2 separate regions of the Homo sapiens genome follow, and region 2 is linked to region 1. A link is a loop called in an ENCODE intact Hi-C map of the cell type or tissue named here. Cell type or tissue: ovary. All regions are shown on one strand.

The links. Peaks named below come from ENCODE experiments on the same cell type or tissue, not always from the same donor. Only the 100,000 strongest peaks of a DNase experiment are listed, where the experiment ranks them.
Region 2: a loop joins it to region 1, with 2.0 times the contacts of the local background. A loop is called at or near these places in 6 of 110 quality-filtered maps.

What each region holds. Positions count from the first base shown.
Region 1 is chr15:69,135,704-69,143,703 of GRCh38, reverse strand. No RefSeq gene overlaps it. Among named protein-coding and RNA genes, the nearest start is that of GLCE, 21 kb to the left of the region's middle. RefSeq lists an enhancer at 4,418-4,919. In ovary, no CTCF peak of the experiment used is centred here; a DNase peak (open chromatin) is centred at 3,164.
Region 2 is chr15:69,380,446-69,388,445 of GRCh38, reverse strand. PAQR5 (progestin and adipoQ receptor family member 5) reads right to left here. Exons shown (of 9, transcript NM_017705.4): 5 at 3,564-3,769. Among named protein-coding and RNA genes, the nearest start is that of KIF23, 30 kb to the left of the region's middle. RefSeq lists an enhancer at 1-71 and a silencer at 6,776-6,957. In ovary, no CTCF peak of the experiment used is centred here; no DNase peak of the experiment used is centred here.

The DNA.
Region 1 (8,000 bases):
CTGGAGCTGTGTCATCTCCTAAGAAGCTCACAGGGAATATTACTGCTTGTGACCAGAGAGTGGGGTCACCCAAGTATCTCTTCTTTGCTTTCTCCACCCAGTTTACTTCTTAGATGACCCTGGAACCCAAAGCACTGAACTGAACCTCTTGAGTGTCCATCTAACCTGCTGAAGTACATAGCAAGATCCAGCAGGATGCAGTGGTTGAGTGCTTGGAAATTATCCCACTTTTATACTTAATTTGAGCAAGGGGTACAAATGTGACTGCATATGTGGCTCAGAGTTTCTGAATTGGAAGGAAGCTTAAAGATAACATTGTCCCTTGTACTTATTTTCTGGATATGGGAAGACACCTTAGTGCTGTCCTTGGGTTGGTTTCTAGGAGACCTGGTCTCTGGCTCTTCTATTTATAAAGCTTTGTGTCCTGGACAGGTCACTATTCTTTCTGGTTTTCAGCTTCCTCATCTACAAAATGAGAGGATGGCACTAGATAATATCGAAGGTGACTTTCAACTAAATTTTATGATTCTATGAAACTAAAGCCCAGAGAGGTTAAGAAACTTGTGCTAAATTGTAGAAAACAAGGACTAAAATAAAAGTTAAATTCCAGAGCTTTGTCAATCACTCTAGTCTATCTTGCCAACCAGTGGTACTGATCTAGTGCCTTCCTAGAAGGATCACAAACAGGTGTAAGTCAGGGGCCTAGTTCTCACAGAGCTTTTATAGTCTAGCTGGAAACACAGACACAAAGAGAAAATTACAATCCCAAGTAGAAGTTAAGCCTGCTAGGTTGTTCCCCAATACCCATTCTCCCCAACCAGTAGCACAATTAACAGAACCCTCCATTTTTACTAGGCATGTAGTGATGCAAAATAAAGTTAAATCTCTCAACCTTGGTTGCAGCTAAGGGTGGCTATGTGATCAAGTTCTGGACAGTGGAAGGTGATCCTAATTGTTGTGTGCAATTCTTTGTCGTTGCTCTTCCTTACTCCATTTTCCCTTTTTCCAGTGTCTGGTTATGGGCATGGTGATGAGCCGTTTTGGGCTATGAGAACAAAGGCACCACGCTAGGGATGAGCGACAAGATTGCAGGAGCCTGGGTCCCTGATGGACTGATTATTCTGTACCGTGAGAGAAGACAGGGATGTATTTATAGGTGTTAAATGAGGCAAAACTGCTATTTTGGGTCTCTCGGACAGCTTCTAAACTCACATCCTGACTAATATATATCAGTTTAGAGCCAAAGGTGTTAATGGAATACAGATGATGGAGCATTTCTGGAAGCTCTGGGAGCCAAGATCCTTACAGAGGTGATGGAGTGTGAGCTGGATGAGAACAATGGGTGGGAGTAGAAAAAAGCCAATTTAAGTGAAGTCCATGGAATTGAGCAAAGTCACACAAATGGGAATATGGATGGGAATTTGGAAGTGACTTTCTGCACATAACATGATAGTTTCCAAACCAACTGATGATCACAATCACTTGGAAGCCTTAAAAATACAAATAATTGATTCCAGTACCAATTATTTGGATTACAGTAAACCAAGGATGGATTCCAACAATCTGTATTTTAAAGCTTCCAGGTGATTCTGATGATGAAAAACATTGTGTCTGATAAGAAGAATCCAGAATGAGATCAGATCACAAAGGGCCCTAAAGACCATACAAAGAATCCATTGTGCCCTGAGACTGGGCCTGGCACCATCTGCACTTCCCAGATTATGCTTTTAAATGTAATTGTCAGGAAAGAGGAATTCTAAAAGAAATAGCACATGGTATCTTAGAAATGTCAGACCTGGATCTCGTTCCAGCTCTATGCTTTGCCAACTGTATAACCTGAAACATAAGCTTCACTTTCTTTATCAGGAAAAATATGAAAAATAAAAATTGTTTTAGAGATGAAATGGGAAATTGTATGCACAAATAGCTAGCTTGGTGTAAACACCCAATAATGTCACTGAAATGTTAGTTGCCCTCCAGGCACTGTGCTAGAGCTGTGCCTGCTGTACATGGGGTGGGATGATGGCAGGGTGGGGGGGTGGGGGGTGTGTGCACTGGTGCTCTAGAGGCCAGGACTGCAGTCCTCCCTCTGGTGGCCACTCACCTTAGACTTGGGACCCTGGCACTCTTCTAGAAGTGGACCATGCCTCATGAGTCATTGGCCTCTGTATAAATAATTCAACCCTATTATTATTTAGCACTCTGTGGTCACTGCTGGAGACCTGCCAAAGTCAGGCCAGGCCTCTGTGGCACTGAGGGGCTCTTGTGGGCTCCCCGGCAGGCTCAGCCTTCAGCCTTGATTTCCATTAGTTCAGGATGGAGGAGAAAGGGCACATCCTCGAAGCTCCCAGGGTTTTGCATTGTGACTTCGAGAAAATCAAAGGGCATAATTAGTTTGGGCTAAAGTACACAGGCATTTGACATTTTGAAAAATAGTTTTATGACATTTCTTTGATAGGTCTGGACCGAAGGCAGCTGCTTATACTTTAGGGAGGTGACAGAAAAGAAGAAGGAGAGACAAAGCAAGTGAGGAACCTAAGTATTTTAACAATTCTCCCTTATGTTTACAGAGTGCTTTACACTTTTCAAAGAAGCTTTACATTCATTACTAAATTATTTGATTTTTATAGTAACTCAGCAAGGGAGGGCAGAGGGTAAAGAAACTCTGCCACTTACTAACTGGATAAGCCTTGGCAAATTAACTTCTCTGAGGTCAGTTTTCTCTTCTTTGAAATGGGGATATCATCTGCAGGCTTGTGTTGACAGTTAAAAGTAAACGTAAAGGCAAACGTAAATGAAGCCCCTGGCATAGCTGCTAGCACAGAGTAGATGCTTACTAGTCCTGAGTTTCTGTCTCCTCCCATTATATAGATGAGAAAACTAAGGAGAGAATCGTAATGTGAGTCCATAAAGGGATAGGAAACATGTCTGAGTATGCTTGGTTCAGGGATTTTTTTTTTTTTTCTGCAACAGGTAGATTCTCAAGAAAGGCTATTTCACAAAATAAAACAAAACCCTGCTTGGCACATTTGCCCCTAAGTTCCACGCTGGTGGTACAGTTGGGATGGATTGTGGGGCTCCTACCTAACAAGCAGGGCAGGAGGCAAGTGGGAGGAGAGAGACTCACGTGGAAGACATCCGCCAGGCAGACAGGCGAGGGGAGAAGGAAGCGCGCGGTGCGTCTGGCTTCAGACAGTGCGTCTCCTCTGCCAGGTTTGCGGTGGAACACTCTGGCACAGGGCACAGAATGAAAAGCATCCAGAGCTGGAGAAAATTCCATACGTCAGCCCGACACAAGCCTGGGAGGACCTGCCACAGCAATGCCTCACAAAATCAGGCTGGAAATTATCTCGACAGATTGCATGAAATGAATAAGATGAAATCCCAAAGGGCTAAACCCAGGGTCATGCGTTGGGTTCCAACATCCAACAGCATAAAGCACTGCATGAGAAAGACTGACATGAAAGTAGAAGACGCGTTCTATTTACCCTCGAAATGGCTGCCAATCAGGAGGCAGCCTGGTGTTTTAGAAAGAGCACTGGATCAGGAGTTAGGAGTCCCCGCTGTGCCCTACTCCACACAAGCTATGAGCCTTTTCACAGTCCCTTGATCTCTCTGGGCCTCAGTTTCCTTTCCTGTAAAATTAGTAGATTGGACTAGCAGATAATCCTAGTGGGTTATTTTAACCTTAACATATAACGCTATTTTATTTTATTCATGTCAAGAAGACTTGGTAGTTTTATTTGGCTCTAAGTTCAATAAGAGCTAGCAGTATGTAAATCGTAGTTAATGAAAACTTAGGGTGCACAAGTAGGAATAGAGTGGTCACTTAAAACCAGGCAATAACCCAGCTGACCTCAATTGCTGGGCAGCTCTCTTTGTAGTAGTCAGTTTGGGGGAATGGGGCACATTTTGAGGGGTCTCTAGAAAAACTAGAGGCTGTCCAGAGAAACATCTTCAGGATTGTGAGAGGTCAAATTTGAATTTGGAAAAGCTGAGAAACTGGAAATATTTATCCTCAAGAAAATCCTGAAAAGGAACATAATAGCCATAATTCTAAAATCTGAAAGGCTGCAGCTCAAAAGATGAATCAGGATTATTCCAGGCTCTAACTTATGCAGTCCAGACAACGTGGGTCAACTTGAGCTGAACATATGAACGTGCCTTCGTGGGGCAGGACAGGAGGCTCATGAAGCAGAGAGAGCAGGCTGTTGCTGGAGGTGAGGGCCACGGTGAGGGACCAGCTTCTGAGACGCTGTGGATGGGACACCCATGCTGGGCTCTGGATAACCAGAAGCACCCCAAGATCTCTTCTAATTCTGCATTCTGAGGATTCAGATGAGGAAGGAGCAGGGGAGACTGAAGATGAAGCAAGAAGCAGGGCGAAGGGAGGTAGCGAGCAGAGAGTGCCTGTCTCTGCAAATGCCATATTAATTATGTGGCCACTGCAGGCAACCTGTTAGACCAATTAACAAAGAACAAGAGGCAAAACAACATGGGGTTTGGAGGTGGGTTGACCTTCACAACCTGAAGATGGGGCTACTGATCAGGATGGGAGCAACGGGTCAGCAGAGCTCAGTGTTTGCTGGCTTCTGTCCACTTTGTCATTTAGATGTTGGACCCCAGAGAGCAGGGATCTTGCTTAGATCTTTGTGTTTCCCCATCAGTTAGCTTCTGGCACCACATCAGACACACCACCGGTGCTCAATAAGCATCTTGTCAAGTGACTGCATCAATGGACAAAGGAACAGCTGGAGCTCAATAAACAGTTATTGACTCAATTAATTAATGAATTAATTAATGGAAAATTGACCCAGCTTTTCATTCTGATCTCAAGAGAGTGAAATTATGAGAAAGGAACCTCACAATGGAGCCAAAGATGGGGTTGATGAGAACTAAGGAAGAAAAAATATTTGAAGGAAGGAAAAGAGAGAGGGTGGGGAGGAAACAAAATGCAAATAGTAATCAGTATTACAGGACCATCAATGCTGGCTTGCAGGGTGGCACACCATCCATCCATTCATTTACCCACCTATCCATCTGTCCCTCCTTCCTTCTGTTAATTCATTCTTTTGACCAAACTTTTTTGAGGAACTACCATCATACCAGCCTGTACTAGAGACCATGGAGGACACAATGAGACATAAAATCCACGTACTGCTTCTAGGGTCTATACCTTCTAGCTATAGAGGAGAAACCAAAGTGTGTTTTTCCTATTCTCTGCTCACCACAACACAGCACAGAATACTTCTGTGACCCCAGATGTGTGGAGGTATTTCTCCATACACCAAGCCATCTGTAGCAGACGCCAGCTGGGTGTCCTCTAATTCAATTCAGTGCCACACTATTACCTGGAGAGAGTGCCAGATCCCATAAGACTGCCCCCCATTTCAGATACCAGTCACAAGCCCCAGGCTGTTTGCCTGTGCTTCTGACGAACCTACTATAAATCCAGGTTCCCATGACTCCCTCCTTGGGTTTGATTAATTTGCTAAAGAGGATCATAGAACTCAGGGAAAGACTTTACTTACATTTATCAATTTATTATAAAGGATGTTACAAAGCCAGATGGAAGAGATGCTTAGGGAGAGGTATGGCTGAAGGGGCATGAACTTTCTATGCCTTTTCTGGGTAGACCACCCCTCAGGAGCCTCCACATGTTCAGCTCTCTGGAAGTTTCCTGAACCCTGTCCTTTTGGGCTTGTATGGAAGTTTCATTACACAGGCATGAATGATTACATCACCGGCCATTGATGATCAATTTAACCTTCAGCTCCTCTCCCCTCATGGAGGTTGGGGGATGGGGCTGAAAATCCTAACCAGAGGGACTTCCCTGTGACCAGTCCCCATTCTGAAGCCATCTAGGGGCTGCCAGCCACCAGTCATCTCATTAGCGTACAAAAGACACTCTTCTCACTTCAGAGATTCCGGAGGTGACTTATAAATATTTGAAAAATGACATAAGATGCAAAATGGCTCAAGATCATATACTAACTCTGGTTTCCTAGGCCACCAGGGGCTGGATTAGAGGGAGCTCAAGGAATACTATTTTAAAATCTTTCTCTGGCTGCTTCCTACCCATTCTTTGACACTTTAAATTCCCTCCCAGGTTGCTCTGGGGGCTCCCAATGGGTGACTTACTGTGCTTGTGGAGGATTCAGAGCACCTGACACCAGCCCGCTCATTTGTTCTGCCTCACTGCACTGAAATCTTTGGTCACCACCAATAGCACAAGAAGCAGCCACAGAGGGTATCTGCCAATGCCTGGTGCATTGGGGGTGCCACGAAGGGTCCTTCTGTGGCTGGTGCTCTCTGGTGCGTATGCTGAAGCTGCCCATGCTCAACACCTGCCCATGCCCACCACTTGCCGAGTCCAACACCTGGCATGGGAATCTAGGCTGGACGTACTATGTCTGCTCCCATAGTGGAAGCAGTTGCTGGCCCCAAAGCAGCAGCTGTGCTAGACCATCACTATCTATGACCACTATTGAGAAACTACTCCTTTATAATTTTTTTGTAGCCCTTCCTCTAAAAAAGGGCTCAGGCATCTGTCCGGTAGGGATAGGCAGAGGTCATCCTGAGTGGCAGATTCTACATCCCCACCTCCTGCACCATGGACTATTACCTTGAACCTTACTTCTTTGGCTCTCTTCTCTTAGGATAAATTCTTCTCCAGGAGGCTCCTTGGTTCCTGGGAAATAGACCCTAGTGGGCCTGCCCCAACAGTCTATAGAACATTCTGGATCCTACTGGGATCATAGCTTAGGTTCAACTGAGATTCCGCCACCACGAAGGGATGAACTGAAAGAGCTCTGCAGACACTCGTATAGGTCCTAGCAGGTTGTGCAGCCTGGAACACCATGTTGAAGATTTTGGGGCCTCGTTTAAGCTTAGCAGAACAGAGTAGAGTGCAGTGATTGATTACTGATGCCTACCACAGGCACTGGAAGAGAGAGGAGCAGCATGTGTGCCACATCTATGCCCTCCCTTGTCTAGGTTACTGTTTGCCTTTGGAGACTGATATGGTTTGGCTGCGTCCCTACCCAAATCTCATCTTGAATTGCAGCTCCCATAATTCTCATGTGTTGTGGGAGAGACCCAGTGGGAGATAACTGAATCATGGGGGCATTTTCCCCCATACTGTTCTCATGGTAGTGAATAAGATCTGATGATTTTATAAGTGAATGAGATCTGATGGTTTTATAAGTGGAAACCTTTTCAGTTGGCTCTCATTTTCTCTCTTGCCTGCTCCCATATAAGACGTGCCTTTTGCCTTCCACCATGATTGTGAGGCCTCCTCATGTGGAACTGTGGGTCCATTAAACCTCTTTTTCCTGACATATTAACCCAGTCTTGAGTATGTCTTTATTAGCAGCATGAAAATGGACTAATACAGAGACTAATGGTGGACAGGAAGGGAAGGGACTTAAAATTTGCTTATAAAAATATTTAATAGTGGCTATCACATTATATTTCACAACAACACTGAGAAAGAGGTATTATTAGCAATCCTTTTTATAGATGAAAATCGGAGACTCAGAGAAGGTGAGTAATTTGCTTAAGACTAGACAGCTACTAAGTGGCAGAGTCAGGATCCAGACCTAGGTTCCAGATTCCAGAGGCCATGCTTTGTTCTACCACCTCACCCAGTCTCCTAGTGCATAGACTGGAATGGGTTGGATCACAAGACTATTGAGGGCAGCAGTGAGGCTTGTCCTAGACACAGCTTTATCTAAGTACCATACGTAAGCAGGCTTTTCAGGAACCTATGCTGGCAACCATGAAGGCTGATAATGATGATAAACCCTGTGGTAATGATGCCTAGGAGCCCCTTCTCATAAGGGTTTGAACTTCACAGGAGCAAAGAAAGGGTTAGTTGCTCCCAAAGGCATCTTTACATGTGATGGATTATCAGGCTGACTCCTGATCATTTCAAAATGCACATATTCATCAGCATTATCCAAGCCCCACAGGAGCACTCAGCCAGGAGATTCACCTAA
Region 2 (8,000 bases), 240 kb before region 1:
GTTCCAGTGTGGGGCAGGCTTTCGGGATGGGTGGAGCACAAGGCACAGGAGCTGATCTTGGAACAAAGCCTGGTAGGTCATCCCGGATTCTGACAAGAGCCTGAGGGCAGGGAGGCTTTCAGCTTTGGATGCAGGCTAAGGAAAGGAAACTTCCTCTTTCAGGCACTAAGGGAGCCACTGAAGGATTCTGATGACCAAAACCTAGTGAAAGCACACAGGATGGCCTGAGGGAGGAACCCCTGGAAGCCTGGGAGGTGGCAGGAGGGCGCTACACTGGTGGGATTGAGGGCTTTGACAGGGAGGGAGGAGGGAGGCAGGGGCAGAGGGTGGAGCCGGGAGTCCCAGATGGAATCAATGGCTCTCTCAGTGGACTAGATGTTCCTTCCGTGTTTCCTGAACACTTCCCCACATCAAGCACTGGGCTATGGGCTAGAAAAACAGATTGGAAGCATCTTCTGTGCTCCGGAGTTGTTCTCAGCAATGGAGGTGTGCCAGCATGGCTGGCAGGCTGGGGATCAGAAGAATCATGGTGGGGGTATATCCAGGTCTGGGGGTTGGAGGAAGGGCACAGGGCAGGGGCCCCTGAGGCTCCCGTGGTGCAGCCTGCAGGGAAGGGAAGAGGGAGTTCTGGGGAATGGCCTATGGGAGGATACAGAGAAGGGAGACCATGGCAACAAGAGGAACTCTTACACAGACAGACAGTGAGGCCCGTGATGGAGGAAGGCAGGGGACAGGTTGGTGGTGGACCACATGGGCTTCAGTCCTCACTCTGGCTCTGCCATGCACAGCTGTGTGACCTGTCACTTACCTCCACAGTGCCTCACTGTCCTCACCTACGCATGGATATGACACTAGGACCTACCTCAGGGACTGCTGCCACGGTTAACAAGATCATCGTGGTAATGGCTGCCCTCAGATGCCGACTAAGGCCAGGCTCTGAGCCTCATTTAAAACACATTTAATCATCAGAACATACCCACAAAGAAGATATTACATCCATTTTGTGGATGAAAGAATTGAGGCTTGGCAGGGTTATGAAACTTGCACAGGAACCTCTAACAGTTAGGGGTGGTGGAATCAGGTGCCAGCACCTGGACCATTAAACATGGTGTGGTGTGGCCCCTCAGGGGTGTGTGTCAGGGGCCTGGACCAGGGCTTGCCATGCAGCGATTACTCCAGAAATGCCCACACTTATCAAAACAAGTCCGGGGCGGGCAACCGAGGGCCAAGGAAGTCGCCCCGCTAAGCAGTCTGGACTGCTTCTGGCTGATGAGGGCCCTGACAGTGGGAGGGTGATGTGGTAGAAGGTGTTGTGGAAGCCTCCAGGGGCTGGGTGAGGTGGAGAAGGCTGTGATAACTGTGCAAGTGAGAGGCCGGGGCCTGAGTCAAGACAAAGGGGCAGTGCCGCTTACAGCAGGTAGGAGAGAAGTCACCTGGCCTTAATAACCAATTGGCCAGAGGGTGGGCGTGGGTGGGGAGTGAGAGGAAGGGGACCCCGAGGATTAGTCAGGCTTCTGACTCAGGAGAAGGAGTAGGGGCGCGACCATCAGTCAGGTTGGACATACAGAGGGCTAGCAGGTGTAGGGGCAGGGGCGGGAGCAGGTACAGTTCTGGTCTCATGGCTCTGAGGTGGCGTGGACCTCAGGTAAGAGGTTTACATTGGAGACAGGGTTTCTCCGGAGGTGGAAGAGATGCAGTAGGCATGGAGGAGATCTCTGGGGAGCCGGATCGTGTGAGAGGAGAGGTCAAAGGACCACTTCTGAGCCTCCCCACCCATGTGTGCCAGAAAGCAGAGGAGGGGAGCCAGCCCAGGGGAGGGGGGACATGGAGGGTAAGAGGGGATCCGGAGGGTGGGAGGGAATCCGGGAGGGAGGGAGGGATGTGACAGGGACCAGAGAAAGAGAGGGGCATTGAGGAGGCCTGAAGGACCCCTGCATCAATCTTGGCAGTCAGGAGGCCGGGACCCTGGACAGGGGCACGCACATTCCCCACTCTCTTCTGCAAACCCATCAAAGCCTGAGGGTAAGCCTGGCTCACACGGAAAGGGGCACGGTCTAGTGAATGCTGGGGACTGGGCAGCAGAGCACTAAGGAGTGGGCAGTGAAGTGGGAAAGTGTGTGTGTATGTGTGTGAGAGTGTGTGAGTGAGCGTGTGTGTGGTGTGTGTGTATGTATGTGGTGTGTGTGATGTGTGTGTGTGGTGTGTGTGTGTGATGTATGTGAGAGTGTGAGTGTGTGAATGTGTGTGTAGTGTCTGAGAGTATGTGTGCGTATATGAGCATGTGAGTGTGTATGTGGTGTGAGTGTGTATGTGAGTGTATTGTGTGTATATGTCAGCATGTGTGGTGCGTATGTGGATGTGAGTGTGTGTGGAGGGTCTGAGAGTATGTGTATGTGCATGTGAGTGTATTGTGTGTATGTGATGTGTGTTTATGTGAGTGTAGTGTGTGTCAGTATGGGTGGTGTGTGTGTGTAGTGTTTGAGAGTGTGCATGTGAGTGTATTGTGTGTATGTGGTGTGAGTGTGTGTATGTGAGTGTATTGTGTGTGTGTCAATGTGTGAGTACATGTGGCATGTGGTGTGTGTGTGTGCATGTAAGTGTATTGTGTATATGTGGTGAGTGTGTGTATGTGCATGTGTGAGTGCATTGTATGTGTGTGTGTCAGTGTGTGTCAGTGCATGAGTGTGTGTTTGTGTGAGTGTGAACGTGTGTATATGAAGAAAGAGGATGGAGGTAGGCTCCTCATGGACAACCTCTTGGGCAAGGAAGACAATAATTGGTTTTCTCACCTAGAATGGGACCTGGAGGAAGAATCTAGAACTCATATCCTTAGGGATAGATGCATGCCCACAAGGGGAGGAGAGAAGAGGCCAGAGGAGGGAGCATCATAGTCAAAGAAAAAGACAAGGAAGAGGGGGCGGTCAGCACCGAATTTCACCAGCTTAGGTTGCTGATCTATTCCCGCACACTCTGAGCATCTCTCTGATTGTGCTAAGCCTCTGGATATACGAGGCTCATGACCTCACCCTCCTCTTCTTGCCTGGCATGACAGAGACCAGCACTGATGTACTGGAGTCAGTTCATTCTGGCCTGTGAGAGAGCTGAGTGCTGAACACAGCCATCATTAAAAATTAAATCACAGAAACTTGCAATTAAATAAATCATATTAACAAAAGTACTGAGTACTCAATGACTACATCTACTGTATCTGCATGGTGGAATTTCTGTAATAGTGTGCTACGCATATCTCTTCCCACCCTTGTGTTCTGTGATGTCATGTTAGTAGGTTGAAGCTGGACATGATGGGAAGATTTACACCACAGAAACTGGCAACACTGCAGATCGGGGCTGTTGTCCCCACAGAGCCAGTGGCTAAATATTTAGCAGCATGCTTATGGACAGTTTCTTATAAAACACCCATTGGGAACCTGGACAGGGGCACTGGCATAATCCCTGGATTCTTCTGCAAACTCATCAAAGCCTTCTGGTGACCCTAGCTCACAGGAGAAGGGGCAAACAGCCCGGTTGCAGGGGAAGGAAAGCAAGAACAAGGCCTCACATACCCAGGCTGAAGAGGTTGACGGCACCATAGTCCAGGAAGTAGCAAATGTGCCGGGCATTCTTGGACATAGAGCTGAAGGTGTGCGCACAGCTGGACACAAGTGGGTACACGCAGCTGGTGCACATGTACACAAGCATGGGCCAGGAGTAGCTGTCATTCTTGATGTCTGTCATATACAGTGCAGTCACAAACCTCCATGCAAAGAACCTGGAACACAGAGGGCTCACTCACCCTCCACCATGAACACAGAGGGCCCGCTCACCCTCCACCATGAACACAGAGGACCCGCTCACCTTCCACCATGAACACGGAGGGCCCGCTCACCCTCCATGATGAACACGGAGGGCCCACTCACCCTCCACCATGAACACGGAGGGCCCACTCACCCTCCACCATGAACACGGAGGGCCCACTCACCCTCCACCATGAACACGGAGGGCCCGCTCACCCTCCACCATGAACACGGAGGGCCCGCTCACCCTCCACCATGAACACGGAGGACCCGCTCACCCTCCACCATGAACACGGAGGGCCCACTCACCCTCCGCGATGAACACGGAGGGCCCACTCACCCACGGAGGGCCCACTCACCCTCCACCACGAACACAGAGGCCCACTCACCCTCCACCACGAACACAGAGGCCCACACACCCTCCACCATGAACACGGAGGGCCCCCGCTCACCCTCCACCGTGAAAACAGAGGCCCCGCTCACCCTCCACCATGAGCACAGAGGCCCACTCACCCTCCACCATGAGCACAGAGGCCCACTCACCCTCCACCATGAGCACAGAGGCCCCGTTTACCCTCCACCATGAGCACAGAGGCCCACTCACCCTCCACCATGAGCACAGAGGCCCACTCACCCTCCACCATGAATACAGAGGGCCCGCTCACCCTCCACGATGAACACAGAGGGCCACTCACCCTCCACCATGAACACAAAGGCCCACTCACCCTCCACCATGAACACAAAGGCCCACTCACCCTCCACCATGAACACAAAGGCCCACTCACCCTCCACCATGAACACAAAGGCCCACTCACCCTCCACCATGAACACAAAGGCCCACTCACCCTCCACCATGAACACAAAGGCCCACTCACCCTCCACCATGAGCACAGAGGCCCACTCACCCTCCACCATGAGCACAGAGGCCCACTCACCCTCCACCATGAGCACAGAGGCCCACTCACCCTCCACCATGAATACAGAGGGCCCGCTCACCCTCCACGATGAACACAGAGGGCCACTCACCCTCCACCATGAACACAAAGGCCCACTCACCCTCCACCATGAGCACAGAGGCCCACTAACCCTCCACCATGAATACAGAGGGCCCGCTCACCCTCCACGATGAACACAGAGGGCCAGTCACCCTCCACCATGAACACAAAGGCCCACTCACCCTCCACCATGAGCACAGAGGGCCCGCTCACCCTCCACCATGAGCACGGAGGGCCCACTCACCCTCCACGATGAACACAGAGGGCCAGTCACCCTCCACCATGTACACAAAGGCCCACTCACCCTCCACCATGAGCACGGAGGGCCCGCTCACCCTCCACCATGAGCACGGAGGGCCCGCTCACCCTCCACCATGAGCACGCAGGGCCGCTCACCCTCCATGATGAACATGGAGGACCTGCTCACCCTCCATGATGGAAGCCCCTCTTAGATCCTCGCCTATCTACTGTCTCCATTCCCCCGCGGTGACTAATTCCTTCGTGTTCTCACTTTGGGGAAATACCATGTGCTAGGAAGGTGGGGGGTCCTTTTTTAATTGGGAGGCAGTACGTTGGGAATGGGCAGGTGAAGTAAGAAGAGAGGCTTTATGTATATCTAGTCCAATCCCCTAGTGATTCTCCAGCCTCAGCTTGCATGCTTCCAGGGATGGGGGGCTCATTACCTCCCAAAGCAGCTCCAAGGGCTGGAAAGTTCTCCTTCATTGGCTCAAATCTGTCCTCCTGGAATCTATCTCCATTTGATTGGCCTTAGTTCCCTCCACCAGGATCATAGAAAACAAGCTTAACATATGCATATATATATATATATATATATATATATATATATATATATATGGTCATATATATATATATATATATGGTCACATATATATACACATATATATACACACATATATATATACACATATACATACATATATACATACATACATATATATATATATATATATATATATATATATATATATATATATATGCTTTTTTTTTTTTTTGAGACAGAGTCTTGCTCTGTCACCAGGCTGGAGTGCAGTGGCACGATCTCGGCTCTCTGCAACCTCTGCCTCCTGGGTTCAAGTGATTCTCCTGTCTCAGCCTCCCAAGTAGCTGGGACTACAGGCACCCTCCACCACGCCTGGCTAACTTTTGTATTTTTAGTAGAGACAGCGTTTCACCATGTTGGCCAGGATGGTCTCGATCTCCTGACCTTGTGGTCTGCCTGCCTCAGCCTCCCAGAGTACTGGGATTATAGGCATAAGCCACTGCGCCCGGCCGCCTGTCAAATATTTCAAGGCAGTCTTTCTAACCCCCTCCCACCTCCTTGAACTTCACATTAAATACTCCCGGTTCCTTCAGCCATTCCTCGCAGGATCTAAATGTGGCGTTACCACCATCCCCGTGGTTTGTCCTTCCTCCATGTAGTTTGTCTATGTCCCTCTTGTAGGAAGGCTCCTCAAATAGAAGCAATGCCCCAGGTGGAGCCTTGCAAGCCGAGGCCAAGAGAACTATTTTCTCCCTCCTCCTCCACACTGTTCCTCCACTAAGAGTACAATCACTTTTCGGAATAGCTAGTCCCACAGCTGACTCTTAGCAGAGCCTAGATCTCTATGCAGAGACACTTCAAAATTCTTCACCAGGTCTGCCTGGCCTACAATCCACGCATGAGGTCCCGCCTGCAGAGCACCTCGCTTCCACAAATCACTCCTAGAGAGCTGGCTCCCTTTCTCACTAACTCCTCCAAGGGAGGAGACTCTACAAAGCTTTTCATATGCAGGAGCTGAAGGAACATTGCTAAATCCTTCCAGCTACACTTGTGGACTTTTTAATTTTGTCCCAGCGGGAAGTAAAGCTTAAGCTATTTGCTGTTTCTCAAAATGTATCCTTCAGTTATTTCAATTTTTCAGTGGTCCCATTTCCTTAGGGCATCTTGATCCAGACCTCCCCAAGTCCTTCCTGCTACTCTCTGTTGCTCAGTCAGGATCATCTCTGAGAGCCTGGCACCGTGTAGAAGTGCATAGGCAGTGCTGGAGGTGATGGGGGTGCGGCTCACCCAGCTTGGCTCAGCTGTAACATAGCAAAAAATCACCCTACAGGGATCCATGCATGGAGTGCAAGACCCACAAGCAGGGATGGACAGGCTGGTACCCTTTTAGCAGCTCAAATCTCAAAACAGCCTAAATCAACCATGATTCATCCAGAAAATGGAACACCAAGCAGATGTTCCAAAGTCCAGGAGACATGCAGATTGCAGATGCTGACAGAGTGAGATCTCCAAGGGAGGGAAGTAAGAGGAAGGCAGCAGGGAAAGAGGCAGATGCTGTGGATGCTCACAGCACAGATGCTCCTGGGTCCCCCAGAAAAGCTCCAGGAGGACGCATAGGAAGCAGGTCCCCCTGGCCACTCCAGGGAGGAGAACTGGGGCCAGTGGCAGAGCCTGACTCTATTCCCTTCTGAAGGGTTATAATTTGTAAGCATGTATACTTTTAAAAATGACAAATGGCCCCTGGAGCAGGGCTGTGCTGCCACCCCTGCCCAGTCCGCAGGCCCAGGGCTGCCACACTCCTTTACAGATCACCCTAGTCCACACCAGACTGAGCTCTCTCCCCTCTCCACTGAGCTGGCTGCTGGAACCAAACAGCCTGCCCCTGCATTTTGGCCCCGGGTCTGTCATCTGACTTCTACTCAGGCTGGCTGCCCCTGTGCGGGGAGCCTGGGCCCATCTCCACTCATGGCACACTCCTCATCTCTTCTCAACATGACTGGAGGGAGTCCAGTGACCAGCCTGTGCCACGGCGCCCCTGCATGACGTAAGGACGCCACCCCGTCTCTCGGCTGTGTCTACATCGACCAGTGGTGGTCTGAGTGGGACAGTGGCTTGAATGGCCTCTGAGTTCTTCCAGCTCAGATCCACTGTGATTTGGTGCTTTGACCCTGTCTCCATCCTCCATTCCTTAAGCAAAGGTGTGCAGTGTGTGACATTGGCCTTCATCCCCCACCTTTCTCAGCAAGGCCCCTCTTCGCTTCCCTGGCCACTTCCATTTCTGCATACAGGCTTCCCAGAGCTTTGCTCTTAGCTGGCTCCATCTACAGGCTGCCTGACCAAGTGCCTCCCAGTTGTCGTGGTTCCCAGAATGATTACGGAACACCCACAACTCTGTGGCAGATGCCTCTACCAATGTTTTCTCCCCAAACC